6 separate regions of the Mus musculus genome follow, and regions 1, 2, 3, 4 and 5 are each linked to region 6. The links are chromatin loops, found by intact Hi-C in ENCODE. Cell type or tissue: left cerebral cortex. All regions are shown on one strand.

Region 1 (5,000 bases), 1.4 Mb before region 6:
GGTGTTAGGGTGGACCAGGGAGGCTAAGTGGGGACTTAATTCTGCATGAGGAGACAGACTGCTTGCAGTAGAGAAAGACAAGGGAGAGAGCCTGATCTTGAGTCAAAGACCAGAAAAATAGAACCTTCTCTGCTCCCTTGGTTCGGCCTCTCCAGACCCCACGGTCCAATGTAAGAACTGAGTCTTTAAATCTTGCCGGCCGGGCCTTCTCCCCAAGGACACGAATCCTGGCCAAAAGGCACAGGGCTGGTTGTCTCGGGCTGCCTAACACAGGCCTTGATTAAGAGGAAAGTTTTCTGCAGCCGAGAAAAAACTTCCAGTTGCCCTTTCTTTCTTCTTTTCTCTCACTCTTTCTTCTTTCCTTTCTTTCTTTCTTTCTTTCTTTTTCTCCCTCCCCTCCCCTTTCTGCTTCCTACTGAGGGCCTGGGAGTCACTAAACGCAGCTTGAGCTGGAATCAGGGCAGCTTCTGTCGGCCAGGAAGTCCTAATCACTCACTTCTTAATTCTCTGTAAATAAAGGGGGCAGACCTTGAAGTGCAGCGGGGTGGAAGAGACTGCCGCTTACACACACAGCCGTTCTTGGGAGTCAGGGAAATGGCTGGAAATTATTTTATATTCGGAGAGATTAGGGAGGGGTGGGCAAGCACGGTCCAAGCGAGTACTAGCCCGGCTCTTCCGGCTGAGGGTAGGTGGGGAAGGCGGCGGGATGCCGAGGGGAGGGGACAGTGGGTAAACAGCAACTGAGCCTAAAGCCTGAGGCCTCAAGCATCCCGAGGTGTAGCTAAGCCGCCCGGAGGAACACAAAGGGCGTACGCGCCCGGCACTCACACTTCTAAGTTTTGAAACGCGGTTTATTTATTCTTGTGAGCTGCAACGCTGAGAGAAATGTGGTCTTTCGATGGAAGCTCTTTCTTGTTTAACATTCTTATTATTTTGGCCCTACTACCGGAGCTTTACTGGAAGCAGAACAAACAAGTTTATAAAGCAAAGGGTGGAGAGATGAGACCTTCTTAAAATCGTGAAAAGTCTCTCTCGTGTGGATGTTGGTGAAGCCCTCCGCCGGGTCTGAACCGCCCGTTAGATCAATTCAGAATGGGAGTGGGGGGCGGGAGGGCACCAAATAGCGCTCCCTGCCCTGGTTTGTGTGGCAGGCGTCTCTGGAGTGGGGTCTGGATCTACTCCGAGCTCTAAATTGCCTGGCCTTCTTGCGTATTTCATTACTTCCCAACTGAGTATATGTTTACTTGGCGGGCTAAAGTGGCCGGGGGCTTCTCCGAACTGATCTGAAAAGACCTGTGAACCCAGGGAAAAGGCCAGGCTGTTTCCTTTCTGTTTGTGGCCCAGGCTCGGCTGATTGAGGGTGTAGTGTGTTGCGTGCCTGTTGTATTAAAGAAGGAATGCAAACCCTCCAAACTTGTTGATTACAGTTCTTGCTCCTTCCCCTCTGCACCCCATCTCCGTGCGTGTGTCTCTGCGTGGCGCTGCCCGTTAGGCACCCGTTGTTTCCTCTGTTAGCTCTGGTTTTTGAGAAGTGCGAGCTGGCGACCTGCACTCCCCGGGAACCCGGAGTGGCCGGCGGAGACGTCTGTTCCTCTGACTCCTTCAACGAGGACATCGCGGTCTTCGCCAAGCAGGTCCAACCTTCTTGACCCGCTCACCCCCCACCCCACAGAAGCCCTCCACTCCCCCACCCCCTTCCTCCGAGTTTGACTTGAAAGAGGAGGAAAAGGCAAGACACCCGATCTGTTTCTCTGGCCCACTCGGCACTCTGCGCCTCCTCCCCACCCCTCAGCCTGGAGGCGAATTGGAAAGGGAGATAAATATGGGTGTTTGTTTTTCCCCCCAGCCAGGAATACAGGGGCTCGACCCTCGAATTAAAGTTGACCTGCTCCTAATCTGGGGCTTGGCCTTTTCCCCGCCTGCAGCTACTTGAACAAGAATTGGGGAGAGGGGCTGGGAGGGACCTGGGAGTGCCCGGGAGCAAAGGAAACAAGGCGCCTGGCAGTGAGGTCTGCACAGGCACCGAGGTGCTGGAGATGGGGGGACCCAGCCTCTGACCCGGCTGCAGAAGCGGGTACTGAGGATCTACGAGCCGCCTTGCCTACCCTGCTACAACTGAAGTAGAGTATGGCTCTCCCCACCAGATCAGGACCTGAAGGCCCTGCTGTTTCTCCAGCGACCCAACTCACTTAAGACACCAATCTGTTTCTTGAATTTTACCAAAGCCCCTGTCCTCTCTTCTGCCCCTGCCCTTCCAGAGAACCGGGTCCCACAACCCAGAGTAGTGGCCGATAGGGTTTTTCTGTTTTTAAATGGGCTGAAGATTCATTCTGACTTTCCCTGCTTCCTATAGGTTCGCGCCGAAAAGCCTCTTTTTTCCTCAAACCCAGAGCTGGATAATTTGGTAAGGCTCAATGTTTCTTGCTTGTCTCCAGCCTCGGGGCCCCGTCCCAAACTCAGAGTCACCCACTTGCTCCTGGAGCTCCATGGAGTTTCGGCAGAGCCCTCCTAGGAAAACACAGGGGAAGAGACTTATTTAGAGCCCCTACGTGGAAGGCGAGCCAGGGGCGGTATGGGCCTTAGGGGCTAAGAAGCCCACCGAGGCAGCCGCAGGCGCCGCGGCGCAGAGCCGAGTAGGGATGCTTCCCAGGTCTTGGCCTCGAGAGTAAGCGGCAAGAAGGGAGTGATTTCCTCTACAGGCCGGGGGAGGCATTGGAGCCCCAGGCCGCTGCCCTGAAGGAAGTAACTGCTCCGGCAGTGGCAGCGAAAGGCGGGCTAGGACTGGGTTGGGGGTGAGGGGCTATCCTGCGCAGGCCACTTTTAGGTGCAATTCTTTTGCTAATTTGCAGGATTTCAATATTAAAAGTACTTAAATCCCCTTTCAAAGGCCCAGCCTCTCCATTCATCTGGAGTATTTCCTTCTTCTGAGAGGAGGTTTGCTCTGAGTCTGCAGTTCTAAAAAGGCTTTTCTGTCCAAAGAAATAGCTCTCTTCTCTTCTCTTCTCTTCTCTTCTCTTCTCTTCTCTTCTCTTCTCTTCTCTTCTCTTCTCTTCTCTTCTCTTCTCTTCTCTCTTATTTTTCTTCTATTATCTCTCCTTCCTCCTCCTTCCCCTCCTCCTCCCCCCTCCTCCTCCTCCTCCAATTTGACCTGAGGTGGAGGGTAGGAGGAGACTGTAAAAGAGGAATGGGGTGGAGTAAGACCTGGTGGGAGAATGCAAGCTGTACCAACACCACACTGTGAGGACTGGGTGGGGTGGGGGTGGGGTGGGGGAATTCATACTAAGGCTGCCTGTATACTAATTCCCACTACTGTAGCCAATGAGGCAGAGATGATCAGTAATAATTTGGTTTTCTTATTTCTTGGTGTGTGAATTTTGCCCGGCCACCTGCTGGTTTCTTCTTTCTTTGCCCAATTTCCTCAGCACACTGACCTTCACACACACACACACACACACACACACACACACACAACTTGCATGTGTTAGAACCCTAACTCTATCCTATTAAATTTCCCTTTCAGATGATACAAGCAATTCAAGTACTAAGGTTTCATCTTCTGGAGTTAGAAAAGGTAAGCAGGAAACAACAGTCCGAATTTTGATTCTCTCAACCAGATGATTGGAGATGCTACAAGCCTCCAGACTGAGGGATTACACATCTGGAGATGTTGATCACGTTTTTATTTCCCTCCTTTATAGACTTCTTAACCCAGGGGCTCAGAGGATATGGGAATCAGGGCAGCTCTGACTTTTAAAGCCCCCACCCCCAGGCGCTCAGGATTATTTGAAGTACAGCAAGAGCCATTTGTGTTGCTGGACACAATGTCTACTTGTGTCTCTATTAGCTTAGCTTATCGTGGACCCAGTGCTCTTGCTAGGTGCAAGCAGAGAGAAGAGTCCTCTCTGGGGTGTCTTTGCCTTGATACATAGATCAATCATTTCCCCAGGAAACATACACAACAGAATCACAAATGTCCCTAATTCTAGTGTTTAAATGCTTCTGAGTTACCAAATCACACTTTCATCTCTGCTTCCCCAGTCTGAACTCAGTTACTTCCAGTTCAGTTTCTTTCTTTCTTGTAACTTGTTGCTCTGGGGAGTCTCTGGAGGATAATATCTATTGCCACAATTGCCCTATTGTTTCCTTGCCTTCAACTCTTACACCCCTTAATTAGAGTTATTTTGGAAGACATCACATTGTTGCTCTCTACAAATGTAACCTTGCAACCTGATATTCTTCCCCTTTAAAAAATGAAACCTATAAAGACAACCTGAGCTGAGCCCTCGCCATGACCCTCCTCCTAGGTCCACGAACTATGTGATAACTTCTGCCACCGGTACATTAGCTGTTTGAAGGGAAAAATGCCCATTGACCTCGTGATTGATGAGAGAGATGGAAGCTCCAAGTCAGATCATGAAGAACTTTCAGGCTCCTCCACAAATCTCGCCGACCACGTAAGTCTGCAGAGCCCGTGGAGTTCTCTGAAGGCCACTGGGCAAAGCATTTTTTTTTAAATCGTTTAGTTGCTTTTGGAGTTATCTCTCCCTTTCTCACTATAAGTGTCATGGCCTTTCTTTTGATTTCCCCTTTCTTGGACCCTGTTCTTATTTATGGTGAGAGTCTAAGAACCAGGGAGTTGATAGAATAATTTGTGCTCTTCATGTGTGAAGTTGCCTGAACCTGGTGGCTTGGGAGTTAGTAAATTCTCTTTTGGCATGACGGTCTCAGTCTTTTCTGGGTTCTTTCTGTGTGTAATCAAGGCATAGCAAGAGGTAGCAAGAGACAAGACAGTTATCTGGAAAGGAAGGAATGGAGAGAGAGAGAGAGAGAGAGAGAGAGAGAGAGAGAGAGAGAAGCAACTGAGAAAAGGGGGTGCCTATTTCTTTCCTAGAGAAGACAACCCTGAGAATTCCTGGCAATTTTGTCTTGCATTGACAATAAAAGGAGTGAATGAACACATTACAAGTCTCAGGACTTTTTGCTCATAGAAACTTATTGTC
Region 2 (5,000 bases), 1.4 Mb before region 6:
TTGATGTGCTTCGTGAAAATGGGTAGAATTAAAACTGTCAGTTCTGCCTGCAACCTGTGTCTTTCGATGGAGTTCAAAAGCTTTTAAAGGTAAAACGTGCCAACACTTATGTGTATTATTTCCTTTCCTACCATTGCAGCTTTTAACTGAAAAAAAAAAAAAAACCATAAAGAAAGGGTATTTTACTCCCACATTCATTTTTCTTGGGAAGATTTCAATCTTTCAGGTAATTTGAGGGTGGGCCCTGACGTCCAAGGTTGGTGGAGTCTGGGTTTACCTGAGTGTAGCCAAGAAAGTAGAGTCCGTTTGGTCCAGTTGTCCTACCCAAATGCTGTACCTATTACCTAGAATGTGGCGTTTGTATTTCTCCAGCGCTCTCTTGAAGAAGAGCAGAGTTGGGCAAAAGGAAGGAAGTGCCTCTTCCAAGGTTAAACAAATGCGAAAAGGACGTGGAGTCCATCCTGGAGATTTGAGTTGAGAAGCAGTGACCACTTTAGCTTAGGCAAAGATTGCAGAATCCTTTGAAAAAGCTGACAGGGATTTTCCAGAGAGGGGTGGGGTGGGGGGAATCCTAGGGTGGGCATTTTATGCAAATGAACAAATTTGAAATGTAGTACATATCCGGTATAGTAAAACTGACAATTCTGACAGTATTGACAACATAAATATATGTTTGAACACCGCACTTTCAGACACTTAACCGATGAAGCAATAAAAAAAATTCGACTACAATATTTCAAATAATCGACATTGATGTTTTGATACATCATTTTTATCCTCTGAATCGATCTATCACTCTCAGGCTGGTCAATTTTAAGTAAAAATGGGGAGCAATTATTTGCACTTTGACTAATGATGACCTAATAACAATCTTCAATTAATTACACCCAAACTGTGCTTTCTTCCCTCATAAATGGGGGGTGAGTGAGAAAAATTCTTAGGGAGTAGAGCTGGTAGTAGGGCACCCTTTCTGCTATTTTCCATTCTGTTTGTCATTTGTATATAAAGAGGTCCAGAGTAGAGCCTCGTTCTTTCGTTCAGAACACTTACAAAGGAAAGTTGCTCATGCCTGCACTACACACCTTTTAGGTATGTTAGGAGATGTAGCCTCCTTTCTACTTCGAAGCCGTTAGGAGTTCCTAACAAGCCTTCTGGCCACGTGAATCCCAGAGTTTAGAGGAGTACATGGAAGGAAGACATTTGCTTAAAGCACAGATTGGAGCTTTTTCTCAGGTTGAGTGTGAGGGAAAGGGATGGAGGAAAGGATGAGAGAGAAGAAGAGGATAAACAGAAAGAGGAAAGGGAGGGAGGGATGGAGAGAGGGTGGGAGAGAGAAAAGGGGGGAGAGAAACAGGGCTGGAAGGAAGTAGGAAGAGGGAAAGAGGGAGGGAGAGACGGGAGAGGAAGAGAAAAATAGAGAGTATGAATGGATACAGCAGCCTATCGATGAGCCACCTAGCAGGGCTTACTGTCTGGGTCTCGGTCTTCCTTAACCTCGGCTCGCACCACTGAGCGGTTTTAAGTACAGGAAGATGCGTGTAACTCCCGTTTAGCCCCACTGGCTTACTCGAACGGTGTGTGTTGGTTCACCATGTGGTTTTTCTAGGGGGCTTTCCTAGTCCCACTTTGACACTTGTCTCTAAAGTGTGCGCGCGTGTGTGTGTGTGTGTGTGTGTGTGTGTGTGTGTGTGTGTGATTGGTGGGAGTTCTGGGAATAAATCTGGCTAACTGAGGAAGAACAAATGGACAGGCGCCTTGGATGTAGACTGCAGACTGAGACAGTCCCTTGGAAACCTAGATTTCCCCGGGGACGAGAGCACCGAGTATCTTATTCCCCTAAACAACAACAACAACAACTCTGTCCCCTGCTGTGCTGTCCAATCCCTTCGAAGCCTCCTTTCTCCCACACGGGGCTTCCTGGCTTTCAGATCTCAAACTTATATAAGCTGTACTAGCCGGAATCCGGGAGAGAAAAAAGTCTTGTTTCCAGAAAACTTCCCAATTGTTAAGCCCCTTCAAAACACCACCCGCGGAGTGTTGGGCTCGTCAACACTTTTAACACAGCTAAGGTGCTCAACAAAGGGAGAAGATGAGTGTGAGTCACTCTGGATCAGGACTGGAAAGTCTTTATGATCTGGGTGGCCGACTGCCTTCTAGTTACAACCGTCCAGTCCGGGGGGCGGGGGGTGTCCCTGTCTGCATTGGAATCTGTAGTAAAGACTAGAAAGGGGCGGAGGGGAAAAGAAGGAACTGGAAATGGGATACAGAGCGCAAAAATGACAAGAGATAGAGCAAGAGGAAAAGGAAAAGGAAGTGAGGAAGGGCGTGGGAAGGAGAAACTGACAGCGCCACGGTGCACAGAGTGTTTGGAGCCCCGCCAGATAGCGCTAGAGGGCTATTTATTGAAACCCGTTCTTTCCGCGCCATAGGGAAACAGCTAAAATGGGAAGAAATCAAACAGGGCAAAAGCAAAATGCAACAATTCCACTCCATCTTTTTTTTTTTTTTAACCTGTCGGTTCATTTGATCGTATTTCCAGGGTGAAAAAAAGTCTATGATAGAGCACGAAGGTGTGAAAAAGGAAAAAAACCAATAAATAAAAGTAAACACAAAGCAAAAGCAAAAATAAACCAGTAAGGTGGTGGTAGTAGTGGTGTGAGGACAGGGGCCCTTTCCCAGGGTAGACACCATCTAGAAAGAGCACGAACCAAGGTAAGAGGTAAGCAAGTGAGCAGAATTCTTTTTACTGTAACTTTTCAGTTATACTGCGGAGAAGGTCAAAAACAGTTCACAAGGATGAGCGGAGGTTTACGGAGAAGAGACGTTTTAAAAGTAATAAATGGCTCCAAGGGCTGGAGTGTGGGACAAACACGTTAATAGAAATGCCAAATAAAATATATATCAAAAATTCCAACTGTCAGCCAGCAGGACCAGGGCAGAAGACAACCTAAGCCCTGAGCCTTTGTCCCAATAACATAAGACTCAGGGCTGTTTCTGCAGGACCACAGCACCCTTGGAGAACAATTTACAGACAGCCCAGGAATCCTGGAGAAAGGGGGAAAGGACTTTTAAAACTCACCCTCCTTTAGAACCCAAAGGAAAGTAGTGCAGATGGAAAGAGAAAACCTGAGAGCAGAAGTGGACATGGCAAGAGAAAAAGCAAATGGATCGTGTGTTTTTGAGGTCCCACCCCGGCTAGATTCACTAATTCAAGGAAATAAAGGTCCTTCGTTCCTATTGATATTTTACTTTTAAGTATCAACCTTGTTTGTCAAAAACCCTGGCATTTCCTATGGCTAGCCTCCCGTTTTAGCAATGAGCTTTCCTTTGACCCAATGAAACCCCTCTTAACTCAAAGGAGTAAGTTATCTTCCATTAGGCTGAGCAGAACCTCCCCAATTCAAACATAATCTCACCTTCTTTCTTCAATAAAACTCTCCTTGATACGAAATATTCCAAATCAAAACATTAACTAAAGTTACAAACAAGATTAAGGCTGGATTTACTGGCTCTGGTAATAAAGCATCAATTGTTCTAACTGTTGAAAAGAAGACAAAAGGGATTTAAATCTGGTGATTTTAATACACAGATTAACACTTCAGGACCTCACAGTTCTGAGGAATGTGGAGTTATCTGTGCAGAGGATCTGGACATTGGGGAGGGGGGATATAAAAAGAACAGCCGCAATTACCACCTCAAGGAGGCTGAACAAGCACAGCTAAAATAAAGTTGGAGTTTATAAATGCTACTTCAAATTAACTCCCCTCCCAAAAGCCAATGCCGTTGGACTACAGAACTAGGGGGCTTATATTATTCCCTTAAATCCTTAATGTTACCTATAGTAACATTCCACAAGGGATCAAAAGAAGAAAGGGAGAAATAGAAAGGAGTGCTTTTCAGAAGTCTAGGAGATGCTTCAATAAGAAAGGGGGTGATTAAAAACAGACTCTTAAATTTGAGAGGCCCAATTCTCTTTCTCATTCACCCCCTTCAGTACCCCCCTTTTCACCTCCTTTTTAATTCAATGTTCCCACCCCCCACTCCAGAGCTAAGTAGCTGATTTAAGATTGTGAAGAAATAGGTTTTACCAACCATATTTGTTCTGGGGCACTTGTAAAACGCGATTTGTAGAGAGTCTTTAGCCTTCCAATTGTCTTTGAATTGTTTTTACTGAAACAGATCTTTTGCAGTTAATGAGTCCCCACACAGCTGGACAGCTCCTCACGGACACTGAGAACTCTAACCCCAAAATGACCCCAATTTGACACCGCAAGATGAAATTTTACCGCCTGTTAAAACCATTTCCAGCCTGGGCAGAAGGGGCTGACTGTTGACTGAGGTGTGCATGGCGCCTGTGACCCCCATCTCTTGTCTGTCTCTGGGGCTGCCCCACCTATTTCCCTTCACCTCAAATGTGGGAGAGTAAATGAATCCACAAAGGGTGTGGAGTGTGAAGCTCTGAAAACAAGGTGCCCATATACAGAAAGAAAAGAGAAAGTGTGGACACCTCGCTGTTGTGCAATGGCTTCTACCAGACATGGAAATCGAGATGAGGAACAGAGGCAAGTCCCTCACTATATGCAACCTATGCTGTTGTATTAATAAAAACACCCATAAGCTGTTGGATGATCACAACTTGTGGTATCACAGGGATCAGGAAAGATACTCCAACTTGATCCCCTGTGCAATGCATGGCAGTGGTAGATTTTAAAACTAACATTTAAACTAAGAGTTTTACCAATAGCGTGCATCTGTGTAACCCATCTCTTCAGTGAAAGCAGCCGCTCCTTTTAGATAAAGTGAATTTCAAAGCCAAAAGGCCTTCACCAGCATGCTATTTTCAACCACCTCACACTTCTTAACTCTAAAAGTCTCCCTAAAAATTCTCGCTTTTCTTAAAATGTCCTTCCTTTCTGCCCCCTACATCTGACCAGATTGTCCTCTTGTTTGCTTTAAGGCATTTGCCAAAATTCATAAGAAGTTACGTGGTGAAGGAGAGG
Region 3 (5,000 bases), 360 kb after region 6:
TGGTTAGTTCATATTGTTGTTCCACCTATACGTTTGCAGACCCCTTCAGCTCCTTGGGTACTTTCTCTAGCTCCTCCATTGGGGGTCCTGTGTTCCATCTTATAGATGACTGTGAGCATTCACTTCTGTATTTGCCAGGCACTGGCATAGCCTCATACGAGACAGCTATATCAGGGTCCCTTCAGCAAAATCTTGCTGGCATATGCAATAGTGTCTGGGTCAGTGGCTGATTATGGGATGGATCCCCGGGTGGGGTAGTCTCTGGATAGTCCATCCTTTCGTCTTAGGGGAGCACATTATTTCTTAGGTCCCTGGTTTATTGCTCTCCCCTCATTTCCTCCCACGTTCTGTTCTCTCTCTTTGCTGTCTTTCTCTCTGCCCACACAAATGCTATACAGGCAGGTGAAGGAGGCTTCTCTGAGCTCTGTGGCTGGGGTGGATACTCAGATGTTTCTGTTCTGTCCTCAGATGAACTTCTCTGTGCAAAGGTTGTGGAAGGTAAATCCAAAGCCCTGGACCTTGCTGGTCTTTAAAGAAGTGACCAGAAGGAGCCTAATGTTCCTGCTGTGAGCCAGCTGAAGAAAGCATGATTAACAGCTAAATCATTCTGTTGTTGAAGTGGGAGGTGGTGCTGGGGATGAGGCCTAAGACCACAGGCCCATTGGGAAATCCCTCCCAACGAGCTCCACTGTCAAACAACAAATATTTAATTGGAATTCAGTGTGTGCCCCTCTATTCAGTATAGCAAGAAAGTAAGCACATATCACAGACAAATTATTTTATATTAGTGTATAATTTTTAATTTCCCCCCAAGCCCCCTAAGTAGTCCAATATCAGAAAACTTTGGTTACCCTAGAGTTTTCTAAATTTATTTTTTTTCTTTTAAATAAATGTGTCTTTAGGTAGCAGGGTGCGCAGGCTAGTCATGCCTTGTGACATAAGAAGAAAAAGAAAGGGTTGTTTGTATTGACCATTCTCTCACCTCTAGGGCTTGTTTGCGAGACACCACTGGAAAATTAATAACACTGAACCAGTTGTGATGATTATAGCAATTTCCAGAACTTCTCCGTTAATATTAAGATTGGGAAAGTTAGAGCTTCTAGAATTTAAGTCTTCAGTTCAAGAGGTAACCTCGTGTGAGGTAGGGATTGGTGACATTATACCTTGTGTGTATGTATAAATGTGTCATTGTCAACCGTGTGTGTGTGTGTGTGTGTGTGTGTGTGTGTGTGTGTGTGTGTCCTCTCCACCCTTACACATTTCTTCAGGGAGTCACAAATGACTTATTAGCTTTTCTACTCCCGTTTCATACCATCTCTGTGGCCTCCCCAGCATCCCAGCTCCTCCTTCCAGATGAACTGTTCTTTCCAGTCCCTGACCAAGCAAAACTCCAGTGAACTCAGAAGCCCTTGTGATAGACGCGGGTTAGAGACCAGACCTCTGAGAGCACAGCAGTAAGTGGTTCTAGGGTAAGTAGTTGGGAAGAATAAAGATGCCCCTGACCAACATTGACCAACAAACATTGGCACTCCAGAGTCCCACATACACAAACTTCTATTGCATTGAGTCAAAAGAGGCCATCCTCGGGGGGGGAATAAGAACTATTAGCTTTCCACTGCTATCTGTTTTTTGTTCCCCGTCTCATTTTTTATTTGATAATTTGTGGGACATTTTTTTTCTATTTTGCTCAGTTTCTGCCTCCATTACAACACCCAACACTCTAATTAGCTTTTGTATGGGACAAACAGGAGGTATTGCTTCTGGCAGGATAGGATTTTCTGTCCTGTTGATTGATGGATTAATTTTTATTGAGCACAGTGTGCTACCAGCAGAACCAAAAGTCCGGCATGCAATTCCAGCGCCAGTCACTTACGTGCTAATGAAAAGCAAGACAAAGCGGTCATCCGGCCAATGGCTCCTCTCCACCCTGCCCCCTCTCTCTCCCACTTGTTTTGTTATAATAGACCAGTAGAGGCTGCCTAGGAGAACAACTTGTGTCCTTGCTCAGGTAGCCACCGTTTTATAGATTCTTACCTTTGTGTGTGTAAATTCGTATCTGAAAACCTTGGGTTTATTTGAGTGTATATAGCTAGAAGTCTGTCACCGTTCTCTTTTTGTCAACCCATTCTCTTCCATGCTTCGTAAAAGGACCAATGAAGAAATACAACAGAACAGTGAACAGGCAGCTTGGACTTCGCCTGAAACTTGAGAGGCTCAGAAAGAAGTCTCCTGGGCCCACTGAGGCTAGTGCGGTGAGACCACCTCTGCTGCCACCCAAACCAACAGCTAGCTGGCCTTCAGCTTATCAGTACAAACGCCCCTGCCCTCTTGGCTACGCACCCTAATCTTCAGTCTGTTCTCGAAGAGTCTCAAGAAGCCCTGCCCCTGTTCTGTGTGGATCTGGGTTGCAGCCATTGAGCCTCTTTTGCTGGGAAGGCTCCCAATAGCCTTCAACAAGATTAAATGCACTGATTTCTACCCCCACCCCCCAAAGAATCCGAGTTTTATTCTAAACATGAAATTTGCTTCTAGGTTATTTTTGTGAACGTTAGATTGCAGGAAACCAGACAGTGGGGTTTTGAGGGCATAGGAGAGGAAAGGGAAGGGCAGAAGTTGACCTGTGGTGTGGACTTTCACTTTAAACCTCAGCCCTGATCATGAGCCTCCTGGTGCATTTGATGGGCTGCACTGCTCTCTAGTGGCTAAAAGAAAGAACACATGCTATAATCAAACCTCCCTAAAATGTAAGGCTACTTTGTTAATTTTGGTTCTTGCATTCAGTTTCAAGAGTGCTTTCTTTTAAATGTGGAGAGAGAGAAAAACATATTTTTGGCGTGAAAGTACAACTTCTTGCTGAGAATGGTAGAACACCCCTTCTCCACTTCTCTGCCTCGCTTACTTCTTCAAGTGATCTATGCTCTTAGGGGTCTGCAATCTCTGGGGCCTTCGAGAGACCCATGCACTGGGAAGAGCAGCTGGGGGAAGCTAACATTTATCCCCAACACACTGGGCAGCAAGTTATGTGGGAAGACACTGGGAAATGCATGCTGTCGCTGCTGCCTCCATGGGAGGGCTTTTTCCTAAGTTTTCTCACAAGCCTGGATCTGTCCCGTCACAATAGAACCGTCTTCCACCATCACAACTCTCCCAATGTACCTGTCTCCAGCACACTATCATCCTACTGGCTTCCTGCAGCTCATCACCCTTCAATACGGACTTATTTGCGTGGTCGTTGTTTCTCCTGCTCACAATATGTGCTTCGCAGAAGCGGGGACCACATCTATCCTTTTCACTACTGTCTCTCCAGATACAAGAAATGTGCATATGCTCAAAACAAGGCAGACTCTAAGTATTTGCAAATAAATAAGTGAGTGGGGAGAACACAGAAGCCCTAAGCATTTCCTTCCTGTCGACTTCTTTCTCTGAAACATCATTGCCAGTATTAGAAAGCAAGTCTTGTGGGTGAATGCAGGATTTCACGAAAACCTGTAAAATGCAAAAGTTCCACCCACACTTTCATGGAGGCGGCAGACTAGGTCTGGAAAGTCCCAAGATGAGGCTTAATTTCATTTTCTAAGTCTGATTGTTCGTGCTTCTCCTTCTACTGAGCAGAAAGTATTATTGTACACAGGTGCAATCTTCTAAATATAATAGACATGCATAGAGACAATCCAAAGGGCTTTTTAAATCTTTAGGTTTTAATAAACAAATCTCAGTTGGTAGCTTATTTAATCAAATTCACTTAAGAGACATAAGCTTAACATACACACTCCACCCTATCAGGGGAATTTTTAAGGAATTTTCTGAAAGACATTTCTTTTTAGGAAGACAGCATTTGCCTCTGTCTCAATGTCCTTGACTTCACGATTGAAGATTTCTTTAGAAAACCTCATTGTTTTAATTACCCGTTTCCCTTTTTCTTTCCTTTTCCTTCTTTATTCCACTACGAAATAAGTATTATGACACTTCTAAGCACCGTTTTTAGTAGAATTCAGTCATTCTATATCATGAAAGGATGCCTTGTGCATTCTGTACCTTCCACTATTCTGTGACCTTCCCTCTGCTCAGGGATGTATGTGGGACTAAAGAGCTCCTGCATACAGAAAGAAACCCACTGGCTTAAGCCTTGCCCTCAGCAAATCTGGATGCTGAAAAGCAGAAATTAGCCTGTCAAACAAGCATGTGTGTAAGTTCTATACATGGACTCCATCAGTACATATCTGTGGGCTTTATTTGCCTTTACCATGTGCAAGAAAGGCTCAATTCAATACAGGACACACCTGTGAAGTGAAAGGGCCTCTCCCTCCACAGAAGTTCCTATGAGGTATACAGATAAATAAAGACAGGATTGTAGAAGAGTGGACTAAACATGAAGAGAGAGTCCCCTGGCAGGAACCTAGTATGTCAAGAAGGAAGGCTTGTTGTTGCTCTTGTTGTTTTTCAGAGGTGGGAATGAAAATATAAATGAGGAAAGAGCTTAGAAAGTAGTTTTCCATCCAACAGGACAACAGGTATACCCAGGCTTATCTGAGGAACTGGAGGAAGCTGTGTCGTTGGAGGAGCACGTACAACTTGAGAGAGAAGAGGCAGGGAAGGGGCGAGAAGGCTGAGGAGAGCACAGCACATCCCACAGAGAATCTTACAGGTTATTGAAAGGCAGCTGAATTCCAGCCAGAGGGCAAGGGAAAGCTGTTGCAGGATTGTAATCAGAGCTGATGTGATCTGTACAGCCACAGTGTGCAGAGTGGGAGCCATCTGATCAATGAGATCGATGGGGAGAATGTCATCAGAATGGGAGGCGAAGGTGGTCAGATTCAGAAAATGGCAGTGGGGTAGAGGGGCGGCCCAGAATGGATGGTGTCAAGAGATGCTTAGCAGATAGAATCAGAAAGGCTGGCTGGCTTGCTGAGTATGGGGAAGCCACTGAGGGGAAGGAATGAATGATGTTGAAGAATAGTAGTACGTGGAGTGAGCTGCCAAGCGTCCCATTACCTATACAG
Region 4 (5,000 bases), 1.2 Mb before region 6:
ATTGGACCTTTCTCCCCTACTTCAAAAAAAAAAAAAAAAAAGAAGATAGACAATTCTTTTTATACATAAACGGAAAATAAAATTATTCTAGATCCTTTCTCTAGATCTTTTTTAAATAAAGCATTTGCCTTGATCGGGTTACCTTTTTGTCTTTATCACTTCACAAAGTAGGGCAATTAAAGATGTGACGTTGTGTGTGGATTAAGAGTGGATCCATTATATGGCGACATAACTCGCTATATTCTCGCCTAAAAGTTTGCCACTAAATTACGATTTCGCTTTTTCTAGACTTGAAAATCAATATCTTCTCAATTAAAGAGAATTTTAATGCTTTACTTGCGAGTTGTTAAAGGCGCTGTAAATTTTATTGTAATGTTTCTTAGCCTCGGAGTAGATCCAAGAGACGTTGATTCTCCGGGTCTTTTTCGTCTAGCCAGGAACCTTCCACTGGTTTCTGATGAAATACCAGCTACAAAGGTAAGCAGAGTTCCGCAGGGGATCGGGCACTGGGAGGGAGCCCTCCATGGCCAGAGGCCATTGTCTGGAGTATTTCCACCTCTCTGTGTCCCACCTCCCTCAAATGACAGAAGTGTTCATTTAATCTTTCTCAGAGGCAAGCACAAGAGACTCCCATCTGCTCTGGGACAACCAGAAAAAGAGGTGCATTTCGGAAAGATTCTAGACTCTTCCCAGTGCCCCAACCCCTTTTCCTTAAAGTGTACCTCAGAAAGACCCTTTCACAAAATCTGCCATATTTGACATGTCCCCAGCCTCTGTGTCCCAATTCGCTAGCCACCCTCAGGGGCACACTGCTTACAGATGGTTTCTCCTTCCACTGGCTCTTCCTAGTAAAAGTTCTCTTCCCGGTAAAAGTTCTTGGAGAGAATTAAATGTGTTGTGTTAATAACCCAGTTCTGCTACTGCTCTCTCCTGCAAACTTGAAGTCTAGTGATCAGGTGCCCAAAGAAGTCCAAAGATGAGAGTCCCGAGGCCCAGTGACTGGGATGAAGAGCATGGTAGAGAAACTTTCTAAAAAGCAGAGAGAGGAAAATTGAGCTGTGATGAGCTGTAATCAGAGAGCAGGGAGTGGCAGACAGTGAGTCTTCCTGACTTCTTTATAATTTAAAAAAAGAGGTAACAAAAGGGAATCGGATGCCCGAGAATTACATTTTTTTTTTAACCCAAAGACAGTTTAAAAGTGCGTCCTCAGAGGTGCCGGGAAGGGCCTGAACGTCTCAGAGGATCCACTCAGAAAGCTCCCTTTGCAATTCACTCTCAGTTAATTTGCTGGGAATGAGAAGACTGGGCAAAGGGCTATGTGTGTGGTGAACGGAGGGCTTAAGTAAGTATGATGGGAAGGGGCACCTACATATAATGAGGCTGCTGTTTTAAGCTGAATAGAAAAGAAGTGAGGTAGACAAAAGCCACACACACACACACACACACACACTCACACACTCACACACAGTGCACTTTAAAATTATTCTCACCTACCTGTCTTCTTTTCTTCTCTAACTACACACTGTATGGACTCCTATATATAGGTGGGGGATACTCAATGTGTCCTATTGTCTGCAGACCCACCGGACAGATTCCCATTTCTGTAGACTCCTGACTGTAAGCCTAGACCGTGGCCTTTTTTATCAAGGGAGTCAGGCTTTGTTAATGTATTTGTACTTTTCTGCTTTCAGTCTAGGTTTCTGCTTTGTAGGAAGGAGGAGGTACAAGGAGGGGGAGGGGAGCAGAACACAAAGACTATCTAGTTCTCACCGAGCAGGTTTCAAAATAGAACTTAATGGGAAGAAAGAATAAAAATAAGGAGGAGTGTGAGAATTGTGCATTACAACAAATTTACCAGTACACGAAGAATTTTTTTTCCTTTTGAGGATTTTGTTTTCTTCATATTGAAACATTTTCAAATTTTAATCCTTAGCAGACAAAACCTCAATATAAATATGACATGGGCCACTGGCAAAAAAAAAAAAAAGAAAAAAAAAAGAAAAAGAAAAAAGAAAAGAAAAAAGAAAGAAAGAAAAAGAAAAAAGAACTTAAACTCAGTGCCCAGAGGGGAGGGGCGCAGGGAGAAGAGAGGGCCCTTTCTGATTAATAACTAGCAGGGTAATGTTGAGGGCTTTTTCTGCCCGATTGCCTTTTTGAATTAGAGCCGATTTCTTCACACTTCAATAGTGCCTGTCTCCTTTAAAATGATTGGCAGATCTGTTTCTCTTTTTTCTCTCCCTGAGACTTAATGATGTAAATTTTCTAATTAGTTAAATCATATTGCTTAAAGGGCTAATATTTACCGTGTAAGAAATGATCATTCTGATTTGGACCTCTTGAAATATTTCGAGAAATAACATTTGGCTTTTAGGTTGAGGGATGGGGTGGGGGGAGGGGGGAGGCGCTAGTGGAGTGAGGGAAGGCACGGACCGGCAACATGTTAAATTAATAGTTCAAGTTGAGCTGGGCTCACACCCCAAGTCCGCTTTTATTTTTCAATCAGCGAAGATTTAATTGGCAGCCCTCGGGCCGGGCGATCTGATATTTTCTCATTAGTTTCCCATCACTAATCTTGAGTGGTAGGTTGTCTTACAGGTTGTCAACATTTGACCAATTTTATTTAAGGGGGGTGGGGGGTGGGATGGGGGCGCATTATGACTTCGGGATGTGAGACCTGCAAATAAATCCTGCTTGGATCAGCGGAACTAACAGGCGAAAAAAATGTTGACTATTCATCGTCGTTTCTAATAAGTTGCATTAATATATATTTCAAGAGGGTGTGATTATATGTGCTCTGTAAAGACACAGATGAAAAGAGGTCGGAGCTGCAGCACTAAACTAGTTGAAGTGAAACGTAGATACATTTCCAGCCGAAGGTAAATAAGCCGAGTGGAATCGTTGTTGAGGGTTTAGGAGGTACGATCCTCCTCCCCTTCCTCTTGCAGCTGCGTGAAACCGCCAAGCCTGTGTCACCGAGCTCTGAGCGGCTCCGCGGGCTGGTCCACAGATAACATCAGAGCGCCCCCTGCTGGCCTTCAGGGCAGACCGCGGCGGGACAGCCCCCCGCGAAGCCAACGGTGTTTTTCTGCGCCCCCCACCCTTCTCCACCTACCCTTTCCACTACTCTCACCCTCGTCCGCTGCAGCGAGGGAATAGCTTGTCATGGCTGAACATTTAAATGAATAAATTTTAAAAATAATAATAAAACAGGAAAGTACTCACACCTTTCACTTGGCCTCGGGGAATAAACGACCAAATGCCTAAGCAAAAGGATTCGTTTTCTAATCTCCTTATTCTGTAGGGGTTTGATCAAGTTTGCTTTTTCCCCCCTTGCAGATTTAACTTCCAAAGATATATTTTAATGGACAACCCTGAAGGCTTTTTATTATTATTGCTATTAAAAAATAGATATCTGATGAGGGGCAACAAGAAATGCCAAATAATATTTCTTGTACTTGTAAAAGCAAACTCCGGGGGGGGGGATTTCACAGGTTTATAAAAGTCTACAGGAATCGCTTTTGGAATTTAAGCAGTTCTCAATTTGAGGTAATTCCTTTTGCACACATCTTTGGGATCCCAGAGCATTCAAAATGTGTGTGTGTGTGTGTGTGTGTGTGTGTGTGTGTGTGTGTGTGTGTGTCTGTCTGTCTGTCTGTCTGTCTTAGTTGTCACAGTATCCATACACAAACAGGTCTTTTCCATGCCTGTGTTTTTCTTCCCTGACCCTGTTTTCTTGCTTTTGCTGAACGCGGACAGAGCGGCTGAAGCGCACCCCAATATCCTGCCGCCTCCGGAGTGTAAGCACTTCATCTCTCTGCACCGCAAGGTGCGCCGTTTGGTTTCAGAGAGTTGGGGTTTGGTGCACAGCGGCGTACTTCTAGCGTCCAGATTACTCTCTCCTGGGATTTCTGCACAGGGTAGAAGGCGCAAGCAAGCAGGTAACGCGACCCATCTCCATCGCCTCTGCCTCTGGGAGAAGACGCTGACAAAGCAGCCGTGTCAGAAGGGTCTCCCCGCCGCAGTTGGACCCCCCACATCAGACATGGCAATCTACCACGCGGAACGACTTTGGCTTCTCAGGGAGTTTTTGGTTTTTATTTTAAAGAATCAGATTGCGGGTTTTTCTGAGAGCAATTCTGAGGAACGAGGCTCTGGGGAAGGAAAGAACGGTGCATTTGGAAAAGGTGTGTCTTTCCTCCCCAGTGCTTCTAATTCTTGGATTGCGCAATCCATTCTCTACCCTGGCTCTTCTGCAGATTCCACTTTCACATCTCAGATCCCCACCCTCGTTTGTGGATGTTGGAGGTCTGGGTCAGGCACCCTGGGACCCCACAGAAAGGGGCGCTTCTAGGAAAAGGCAGTGGTGGGAGTTAACCCAGATCTTTTGGGCAGAATAGGGATGGCTAAGTGCAGCTGAGCTTGAAATATTGTTAGGGACTATTGTAATAACTGAGATAGATTTAAATATGCACCAGCAAGCAAGCTGTTATGCCGAGAAGGAATCTGTTTTGAAGTTCATTGCATTACTTTAAAAGTACATTCTTCTCTGAGGAAGTCTGCCACTGCGGTTGACTTTTTTGAAAGGTCCCCTTTAAGCTCAGTAAAGTGTAAGAGAAGTTACTGCACAACACATGGACCGCCTTAAATATATGTGTACATAGGTATTTGCGTGCCCAGGGAATGCATAGCTGTCCGTGCAACTATATAAACACAATAAAACAAACACAAGGGAGTGGACCCCGCTGCAGCTGAACTCAGAACAAGAAGCAGTCAGCACTATACTCTCACACTCACGAGGGAGGAAGGGTAGAAATCCCACTGTGTTTGGTTACAAACAGCTTAATAAAATTGGGAGGCATTGACAGTCTGGTCAGTGTTCTAAATAAATTGACACGAAGGTCCTCCAGAAGAGACAGAAAATACCTCACCATCAATCTTAAGCCACTTGCCGATTATGATTGCAAGAAAGAGATCACCGAGACTTAGCTTCTCAAATGGCT
Region 5 (5,000 bases), 890 kb before region 6:
CAGCCAGAGGAAAATACCAGAAAGACAAGTTCAGATGCAGCTGTCATGTCTTTTCCTCCAATGGGAAGGGGACGCTTTCATAAGGTTAGACTGTCCGGGGAACTACATTGACATCCTGCTAAGTGTTACGTGTTTTTATATTAACTGTGCTCAGTAAGACTCTACAATAAGGAAATGCCTTAGCTGTAGACATCATTTATGGAACCGTATAAATAGAGCTCACATTCAAAGGTAAGAAAACAGACAGGATTTTACACCAACTACCCTCTGATAAGATTATGTTTTCAAAGCGAAAACCATGTCTACAGAATGTTGTGGTGTGGAAGTATCCGATTAAACTCTTAGGAAAACAGACTTTTCCACAAGCGGCCTCTTTATTTGCCACACCTCGGGGATCTGATTAAAAGTTAGTGTACTGCATTTAAACCTGAAAAGGGATTCGTGTAAAATTATGGCTTCACAGATTGCTCTTTGAGAACTGAAGATGAAACGAGAAAATGACATTTGGACTAAGAGCCATTGTAACTGCTGGAAAAATGTCAATGGAGGCATTTGGGGGAGGTTTCAGCTTGCTATAGAGGAATCAAATGACCTAAGAAAGTAGTTTTATAGCTGAATGAGTGTTTTTAACGAGTTAAACATGTTACTACGAGGACCTTAAAGCCACGCTGTAAACAATAGCTTTGATTAAAAGATTGTCAGGATTGTTTGTTTAAATTTTTTTTTTTTTTTGTATTTTAAGTTTTCAATCATACTATTTGGCTTTGCAGTATGAAGAAATGATATATTTCTACTGAATTTATCAATTACTAATTAATTTGGTGGTGAGTGCCTAATTTGAGGTTCTATTTAGCATAGGTCCAGGTTGAATTTCTTCTAACGTTTGGTTATCCTTGGCCTATTTAACATATGAATTAAACCCAAATATCTTTGAAAACTCAACCCATACCTTTTCCTTCCCAGATCATAAAAATAATTTATTGTCGTAATCTCAATTTATAGTTTAGTTAGGCAGAGTGAAAATACGACCTCTGAAGGAATCCCCCCCCCCTTAGCTCCAGTCTGCTTTACAGTGGGTTGTGTGTGTTGCTACAAGTTGCTGTAGCTAACACTTAATATGTTGATGTAAGAGAAATAAGCTGCTCTGCATTTAAAAATAATATTTAGATGAGCAAACATGCAAAATCCTCTGAAAATAGATGATTTTGCTCCTTGTAACTTTAACTGAAAAATATGAAAGAAAAAAAATGAGAGAAACCTAGCCATAAGGCCAATCTATTGCAAGCAGGGACAGATGAGAGATTTTTCAAAATTAAACTGCTAGGAAAAGCAGTTGTGAGGCAGTCTGTTTTCTTACTGGGGATGGGAGGAATCAAGGGTATTATAATTGAAAATGCATGCCTATAGCAACTAAAATGTTCTTTTAGGATATTCTTGTTTTGTTTCATAAATATATTTTGAAAAAAAATCAAAATGATTAACAACGTTTTTTTTTAATTTTGGTGATCTTTCCAGTTCTGGTGGATTTAGTTCAAATTTTAAAACATTGCTTTATGTGTTGTATATTTTTGCCCATAAAGCATTCTCCAAATGGTAGTTATTTATGTGAATAAAAGAACAAAGCATGGAAATATGGCTTTTCTTCCTACTCCATTATTGAAACGGAATATGATCATTAGCCAGGGCCGGGGTTTAGTCGCAACACTTTGAAAAATAGCCTAAATGAATAGGTGTCAAATTAATCAAGAATGGAACGATTGCATTATTTTAAAAAACTATATATACCATTAGGGGGTTTCGGCTATAAATAATTGTTATGAAGAAAAGAGGAGGTTTCATCTTAAAAAAATTAGCATACGCCACCTCTTTAGGGTGTTAAAAAGATTGAGCGCTCAACAAGGATTTGTGAAAATCACGACCAGGGAAGCGGGATTATAATAACATCTCACGATGAAACCTGACCTTAGAGATTGATGCTGCTGTAACAGGGTCATTCTTCCACTGACTTAGTGTGGGTATGCCCCGCCTGGGTAACCTGGGAAAAGGGTCTCTGAATTCAAATCACAGAATTCCTCCCCATCTGCAAAAATACCTCACTTTCAAAGCAAACTTTACGTCATCCTGACTCCTTCTTCTGCTCTTTCTTTACTACTCAAGTCAGAGACAACGGGTATTTCTTCAGTCATTGATTTTTTTCCCCACCCTCTTGTGGTTAATAAGAATTAATCCTGGAGAGATTCTGCAGGTTGAAATGCATATACAACTCAGTTCTCATTAAAACAAACAAACAAACAAACCAAAAAAACCACCTCCTTTATAGTGGAATAGAAGTGGTTTCAATCACTTTGTCATGTGGTTCACATATCTAGGTATATTTTTAATTAAACACTGGTTCACAAATAAGCAAATAATAGAAGTTAGTGGAGAAGCGGTTGATCTCGGGCTGACAGTGCCTCATTTATCTTTGTCCTAACTAGACAATGGGAAACGACACTCCGCTGTTGTTTTCTATGCGTTAAGATTTCCCTCTTAAACAAATGCAGTTGAGGCGGTTTGTTTCTCGACAGCCTGGCACACACTGCCAGTGGCCAGAGTTTTGTCTCGTCTTCATCCAGAGGGAGGATTAATCTTGGTGATGGTGCAAACGAAATGTATGTCTAGGGTCAAAGTGCATACTGCCTTTTGGGATCTGCATTACATTAATGTCATTTTTGGGTTCCTGACGTTAATCAAAACCAACACCATAAAGCGTCACTTAGCTAATTTGTGTATTATTGTCAATGTTACCATTAATTATGCGTTTGTGAGGAAAAAGAGGATTAATGAGATGTCACAGGTAATTTACAATGATCAGGCTCCCCAGGACATTAAGAAAACACTAGTTGGGTAAGATTACCATGCGATCACATGCAAGAAGCAGAGGTCTTTGCTGAGGCACCACACTGATATTGTCCACCACTATCAAAATGCCTCTTCAATCAGCAATCCCTAACTTTTACATATCTTGCTCATATTAAGTGTTTGCTTTAGCCTAAAGTACCCAGAATTCACATATTAATGGTGAGAGCTTTGTTCAGGTGTCTCCCACTCTAAGTACAGAGGATAAACTTTTGTTTCCCTTGAAAGGTGGGCAGTCACAGACGGTTAATTCTCTACCATGCCCCATGAACTTGGGTTCACACTTAATATCCCTAAGACACCGTTTTTGGTGCTCTGGGTAGTTGTATTAAAATTAGACATACAAACTCTCTGATATGACCATTTTTTTCCTCCCTCAACTTATTCCTCAGAGTCATGTAAATAAATGGCTTTTTGTGTTCTCTCTTTCCTTTTCTGGGAAGGACATGTAAATCTATAGTGTAAGTATATGGTACTTATGAGACAGCATAAAAATACAGTCCTGTTCTATGGTCTGAAGAAACACAATGCTGGACCTCACTGGTCCAGGTGGCAAATTGAATCAAGTTCGGGTTAGGGGACCAGAAAGTGGTTGGCTCAGCCTGGGATCCAAGAAGCAAATTTAGTAGGAAGCTAGGAGCCTGGTAGCAGAGGTTCTGCTGGAAAGATATAGAGATGTTGGAGCCAGGAGCCAGGAAAGCTTCCGAGGAACCAGCAGACAGAACGATGAGAGCAGCAGAGAGAGGAGAAGACTAACTCTATGATATTTATTTAACAGAGCCTTCTTTATTTGTGAATCCTTTATTTGTGGGTCACACCCTGGAAGACATCATGGTGATTATGTTCTATAGGGCACAGCAAAACTAGACATGACCCATGGAGTTCAGAGCTCAGGGTCTTGGTACCTAAATCAGTTTCCTGGTGGAAATGATTGCTGTGCTGTTGGATGCAAAAGGGTCATGGAAGCCAGCAGAAGCGGCCATTGGAAACACCATTTGCTGCTTTGGTTTGAATTCTCCGTGAACTCCTTTCATCTGAGCCTTAGTTTTAATTTATTCATGGACATGACTGTATATGATGAAATACAGGATTATGTATATCTGTGCTCCCACATATATGTGAAATCTAACTTTTAAGTCCAGCTCTAGGAGACTGAGAAAGTTACTCAACTTCCCTCTGAGTTAGTCTCTTCACCTGTGGAATTATAAAGCTTGCCCAACACAGTAATGAGGATTTAAGGCGATAATGAGTGTAAATCGCCTAGCACAGGGCTCAGTACACAGTAAGGGTTTAATAAGGTGATGGTTTTCAACCTTAAAATTTTATCAGAAACACCTGTGGAACTTAAAAAAATGACAGGTTTTTTTTTTTTTTTTTTTTTTTTTTTTTTTTTTTTGCTCACACTCCAAACCTATCAAATCTTCATGCTTACAGACAATTTCAATGTGAGGCCTAGGTGAAAACCACTGTAATTAGGATCGGATGTGTTTATTGTTTGTTACTATCAGCTGCTGTTGTTGAAATAGCTTAAAAGTCTTTATCTGATGTCATAGTCAGACCTGTATTCTGGTTATTATGATGCCTCAAGAGCTGGACTTGAATTGTGCTATGAAATTCTATGAACTAAAGCTGCATTGCAATCAGTATGTGTCTCTGCACGTGTGTGAAAGCATAGCCTGCATGAGTGAAAATGGCTGGCCTTATGAGTGAAAATGGCTGGCCTTATACAAAAGCTGAATCTAAGAAACATCGTCCATGTAGTAGAATAAGGTTCAACCATAAGTGACCTGAACACAACCATCTATTAACAAATGAAAATAAAACATTTATTATATTGCCTACTCTCATTTTCTAAAAAATATATTTATGATATATCCCAGGGAGATATTCCCATTGGGATAAAATTTCACAAGCAGAAAGAGAGAAGGATAAGGAAGTTAAAATAAAAATGTTTTATTATTGATTTGGTATTGTTGGACTGGCCGTGGAAAAATATAATTTGTTCTTTTTTTTTTTATTGGCTCTACAAAGTGATAGTTTAGCATAACTATTAGTTTATCTTATAGGTAACCTTTGCATTACTTTCTGAGTTGGTTGCTTTC
Region 6 (5,000 bases):
TGTATGTCGAACAATGCCTGAACCATGTGGCTCAACTGTCTAAATGGACTGTATTAATAATGTTTGTTTTTGCATTTTTGAACCTTTATTTTTGTCCTCTAACAGGCATTCTTTGCTTTGGGGCTTCTTTGTTGAACATTTGGCTGGTATTTTTAAATGTCCAGAATGATACGGGGGAAAGGAACCATAACAACCAACAGGATGTCAGCCATCCCCATGTCCTGTGAACGTCCATGAGGAGCCTGTTTTCCTCTTGGAGCTAGTCTATGGAAGCTGTGTTTGAGAGATTTTTTGTTTTGTTTTCTGTGACAAATGTCTGTCATTTCCTAAACAAGAGAGCCAGTGTCCTAGTTAGGTGTGCGGAGTTATTTTCATTCACTCAGAGCCCTGTTGTGTTAATACTGAATAAGCAGAGACAGCCTGACTGGTGGTGAAAGATGGTAAGCCACCCTCAGGGCTTTTTCTGGTCAGTCCTAACCCTCTGATTGCCACGGCTTCCTAATTTCCCATTTCCAGGGCATCACTAGAGTGACCTTGCTTGCTCAGTCTGCTGCTCCGAATCCCCAAGACTTTCACATGCATTTGGAAGTGGGCAGCCAGGGATTGTTTACAGGACTCCAAATGAACTGTGCACTCACAGCAAGTTTGATAAACACACATTTCCTCCTTTTATCAGTGAGATTGCAGAATGTGAAGTATGAGTTTCCAGTTTTACTCATTCCTCTCAGCCCTCTTCCTGTTTAAAAATATAGACGTACTAATTGCATGCTGATCTGTCCCTGTTTTTCATTCTGCTTACTGATAGTTGACGGTTTACCCCGATACTTACCTAGGCATAGTTTGGAATACTTGCAAAAATAAACTTTCCATGTATTCAGCTTAAAGGAGATTCATCCCGAGTAATGTAATGTGAGCACTAATTAACGGTAATGACTGCTAATCACTTTGCTTTTATACTCCTTCAGGAGCACTGCTATTATCCAACGTAGTTAAGTAAAATGGTTGTATGTGAATCAACACTACTGCATCCTCCTAGCAGCTATTGCTCACAATCAAGCTCTGCATAAATTAGAGTTAACGAAAATTGATTTTAATATGCTAGATTTGTAAAACAGTAAACCGAAATATCTTGTTAAAATTCTGACTGTCAAAAGGCTATTGTCAGCTGATTTTGCAGTTATCCTTGTAGTAGATAGAGAACACCATTCCAAATGCACTGTCCACAACCTGTCCTAGATTTCTTTGAAAACATATGTGACTCATAGTCATGATAGCACTTTGATTTTGCTGGAAGCGTTTATTTTATCAGATCAATGAAAAAACAATAGGCTAATGTTTAATATTTCTAAATTTGTCTATTGACTTCCTAGAGGGTCTCCCAGATTTTAAAGTGATATAGTCCATTTATATAACCTTGATTCATGGTATTGTACATTCATCATTCATTAAAAAGGGTTGCTTTGTTATGTTTAGACCCCTATAAAAGCTTTCTGTTTATTTATACTTATTCCACATACCTACACACTGCCTTGCCTCAGGAGAAGACTAAGTAAAACTCATAAATTAATAATTTAAGGGAGCAGTACTCAAGTAGCATTTTGGTTAAGCTAATAAGTTAAAGCCTCGAAATTGGTACCAGCAACTTTAACAATGCTTTACTTTTGACTTTTATTGGCTGAAAATAACTTGTTAAACTGGGGCTTTTGTACTAAAATGAAATCTTCATGCAGTCTTAAATCCCCTTCCCTTCTTTTTGATTTACAAGCAGGTTGACTTATTGTAGAATTTTTAACACTTTTACAGTTCTGTGCTTTGATTTCAGAGAAGGTGTTAATCTCCCTGGACATTGGAGAGTAACAGAGGTGTGTTATGTAGTGAGTGGCTTTTCTAGGGAAATTTGGATTTTATAGTAGAGGTCCAAGCTTTATGATAGTACCTGTGTACATGGTGATGTATGGACCATGGTGTGCTGGTGATGTGTTTGGTGTGTATTAAAGGATTATCTTCTTGTCTCCTTTTGCATATTATCTCTAGTTTCTTGGGGCATGACATTACCATTCTCATAACTAGTGAATAATTCGAGATACTAGTTTTTAATTATCCAAATGAAATATTTTTTATGTTATTGGTGGTATCAAAAAATTAAATCTGGCTAAATAAGGAAGTATAAAAAAATTTAAATGGTGATATAATATGAAGCTTTATATCATGTATACTAGGTTTATTGTATATATTGAAAGCATAGGTATAAAACAATTGGTACTGCTTATAATTGAATTTAGTGCCAAAAAATTGTGACAGAAATGATGTGAATTTTTATTTCCTAGGTTTGTAAGTACTGTGGGTAACACTGGCACTGTTGTCCAGTAGATGTTTTTGAGAAAAACTTGTGTTTTAAAATTATGTTCTGTATTTGTATATTCCTGTGTAATAAAATGTTTTAAAAGGTAAGGATTTCAGTTCTCAGTTTTTGCTTTTTTCCCAGTGTTTACTTTCACGTGAGAATGATTGATCTGTAGCTGTCATTTTACCCAAAGAGGGGACAAATGCAATTGGCCTTTTAGACAAAAGTATGCAAACAGGCTGCATTCTTTTCCTGATAGAATTATGGAAGGATTGCAGGAGGTGCCACACTCCTTTTGGTATTGACTGTGAGGAGGGCTCTGCAGTGGGTGCTGTTTGCAGTGGATAAGGAGGCGCTATGATTAGTTCCCTTTCTTGGGAAAGCACTACAAAGGGAAATGAAAGGAGCCTGCTCTGTTCTCAGCCTGACACTTGTTTTTGTTAAGTTTTTCCCCTTATTGAAGTCCAGTCTCTTAGAAAAAAATATACTTTTGGTTTTTTCCCTTTATATTAAGCTTAGTAGATTTCCATTCCGTTTGACCCTTTAGAGAAATTATAGAATGTTTTTTTCTTAAGGCTTCTATTGTAAAGCGTCAAAGCTGGTGCAACAGTGCCCTCTGTAGTCTTTTAGGCTCAGAGAGAGATGTGGATGAATTTGCAGTGTCAGGTAAAGAGCAAGATATTTAAATTTAACCCCCCCCCCCCAAAAAAAAACCCACCACCACAACCAACAACAACAACAAAGAAACCTACAACAACCAAGAGGTCCCTTTTTCCTAAGCAGACATTCTTGTTTTTCACTATTGGCTTAACATTAGACAAAGGGAACAAAAGACCATTCTGAGTTTTCATGTAGAATTATGGGCTACCTCTTGTTGCTAACCCAGTTTTATCAGACATTAATCAGAGTAATTTGAGATAGAAGGAATCTTACAAGCTGTACGGCCTCTTCGTGAAATACCTTTTTTGAGGTTGAACTCCAATAAGAGTATTTAAAAAAATTTAATTCTTTGTACTTGCTTCTTAATTAGAATCTTAGTGGGCTGCCTAGAACTTAACTTTTACTTGTTCTGGAATTGGATAACCAAAGCTTTATACATGAGATTATTTAAATTCAAACCGAGGCAGTTACATAATGACTAAAGTATTTTTCATTCATTAGCATTGATTTAAATTGTAGATTTCCCGTTCTCCCTTTGGTTAAGTATTTGGTATTTGATTGTACTTGTCTGAGTGGATAGCCAAGTCTATCATTGTGAAACAGAACTAAATATGTGAATTTTATAATTGATTATAAAAGCAGAGATCATGTTTAACATTTTTAGAAGATAAATATTTCAGCTTGAATTTATTATACTTCTAAAGGTTCTTTAATAAATAGCCAATCAACCTACATCCTATATTCTGTAATTTTCACTAAACAGCATGTTAAACAGAATTCCAAATATCTGAACCTGATTTGTTTTTTTCCCCTTGTTTTTTGATTTTTTTTTTAAATCTGTAAAATGGGACTAGCTTATCCTTTGAGAGTTTTGTAAAGGATTAGAGATACTGTGTATAGGTTGTGCAGGCACTTTCAATTTTTCAAATTGTAATTTTCAAATTTCATAGAGCAAAAGTAAATTACTTTGTTTAATAGGAAGACATTTCAGTATGAAATCTAGAGCACACTTAATGCGCACTGTTTTAACACCCCTCTCTTGAAACTTCTGGTGACTTATGTGAATCTGAAACTTGGCACAGAATTCCTTGAAAATGTGGAGTGGCAAAATTACATGTGCATTGACTTTCAACTCCCTACAAATGCCATTTTCAAACATCTTAGACTAGCATCTTTATCAACTAAATCTTAGTAGCTGTTCACATACTTAGCAGTATGCAAATGCTGATGATAAACTTTGGGAGTAATCCCAAGGATACCTTCCCCTCAATAAACATTTGTTTACCACTAACCAGGAACAATACAATAGGTAAAGTAGATGAAAGTGTTTTGTCTGCTTAAAGTGTCTGCTTGAGGGAGTGCCTAGGGCCTCTTCCTTGAAAGAACTGAGTTAGAAAGCACAGGTCCTCTCCTTTGTGCCTTTGGATGGCTAATACACTTTCTGTTTTCTATAAGTCTTTCAATTTCTGCCAGGTAATATTGTACCAGGCACTTAAAAGACAGTCAGTTAAAGGATACAGCATACAGAATTTTTGAACATCAGTCTGTCTTATGCATGTATAATTTGAAATTTCGTAAGTATAAAATGCGCAATCTAACATGCCTGTGTAACATTTCATAATTATTTCACTTCAAAATATCTAAAACAAGCACACATGCATCATAATGAGAAATTGGTTTTCTAATGAATTATTTGGCCCACAAGCAATAATAGAAAATGAATAGCAGATATTCAGAGCTTAAATGCTGTTGGTTAGCAAGTGCCAGTGTTTTAAAGGGGGGTTACTTGAACCTTTAGACATTATAGACGACCCAGGAAAAGAAGCAGTCCTATGGAGAACTTCTGAATTGACTCTTCTCAGTTATAGTTTTTACTTAGTGTTACATCATGTTGTAGGATGACTTTGGTTCATTTTAAACTTAGCATTCTAATAAGTACATGCAGTACTTGCTGGGGGTTCGCTTGAGAACCTTGAGCATACCAATTTCTCCATCA

What was found. Hi-C counts contacts between places; a loop is a spot of excess contacts. Peaks named below come from ENCODE experiments on the same cell type or tissue, not always from the same donor. Only the 100,000 strongest peaks of a DNase experiment are listed, where the experiment ranks them.
Region 1: it touches region 6 in a loop (5-fold over the local background); 9 of 42 quality-filtered maps call a loop at or near these places.
Region 2: a loop joins it to region 6, with 6 times the contacts of the local background. A loop is called at or near these places in 9 of 42 quality-filtered maps.
Region 3: a loop joins it to region 6, with 5 times the contacts of the local background. A loop is called at or near these places in 6 of 42 quality-filtered maps.
Region 4: it touches region 6 in a loop (5-fold over the local background); 9 of 42 quality-filtered maps call a loop at or near these places.
Region 5: it touches region 6 in a loop (2.9-fold over the local background); 6 of 42 quality-filtered maps call a loop at or near these places.

Annotation. Positions count from the first base shown.
Region 1 is chr2:116,058,085-116,063,084 of GRCm38, reverse strand. It overlaps Meis2 (Meis homeobox 2), which reads left to right. Exons shown (of 12, transcript NM_001159568.1): 3 at 1,493-1,634; 4 at 2,354-2,404; 5 at 3,521-3,571; 6 at 4,305-4,454. Among named protein-coding and RNA genes, the nearest start is that of Meis2, 4.5 kb to the left of the region's middle. In left cerebral cortex, no CTCF peak of the experiment used is centred here; DNase peaks (open chromatin) are centred at 1,204, 1,472, 2,056, 2,534 and 3 more places; H3K4me3 peaks cover 3,191 bases; H3K27ac peaks cover 3,222 bases.
Region 2 is chr2:116,069,033-116,074,032 of GRCm38, reverse strand. The region is part of intron 2 of G630016G05Rik (RIKEN cDNA G630016G05 gene); the gene reads right to left. Among named protein-coding and RNA genes, the nearest start is that of G630016G05Rik, 4.3 kb to the right of the region's middle. In left cerebral cortex, a CTCF peak has its summit at 2,377; DNase peaks (open chromatin) are centred at 3,769, 4,390, 4,477, 4,733 and 5 more places; H3K4me3 peaks cover 3,316 bases; H3K27ac peaks cover 4,179 bases.
Region 3 is chr2:114,258,245-114,263,244 of GRCm38, reverse strand. No RefSeq gene overlaps it. Among named protein-coding and RNA genes, the nearest start is that of Zfp770, 59 kb to the right of the region's middle. In left cerebral cortex, a CTCF peak has its summit at 2,693 (motif pointing left); DNase peaks (open chromatin) are centred at 375, 2,695 and 3,489; H3K4me3 peaks cover 233 bases; H3K27ac peaks cover 352 bases.
Region 4 is chr2:115,853,991-115,858,990 of GRCm38, reverse strand. No RefSeq gene overlaps it. Among named protein-coding and RNA genes, the nearest start is that of Gm31590, 49 kb to the right of the region's middle. In left cerebral cortex, a CTCF peak has its summit at 3,008 (motif pointing left); DNase peaks (open chromatin) are centred at 2,982, 3,862, 4,792, 4,938 and 5 more places; H3K4me3 peaks cover 1,697 bases; H3K27ac peaks cover 1,006 bases.
Region 5 is chr2:115,507,370-115,512,369 of GRCm38, reverse strand. 3110099E03Rik (RIKEN cDNA 3110099E03 gene) reads left to right here and starts at 169. Exons shown (of 3, transcript NR_030712.1): 1 at 169-231. In left cerebral cortex, no CTCF peak of the experiment used is centred here; a DNase peak (open chromatin) is centred at 2,506.
Region 6 is chr2:114,620,442-114,625,441 of GRCm38, reverse strand. All of the region lies in intron 3 of Dph6 (diphthamine biosynthesis 6), which reads left to right. Among named protein-coding and RNA genes, the nearest start is that of Dph6, 32 kb to the left of the region's middle. In left cerebral cortex, CTCF peaks have their summits at 419 and 2,951; DNase peaks (open chromatin) are centred at 2,737 and 2,919; H3K4me3 peaks cover 433 bases.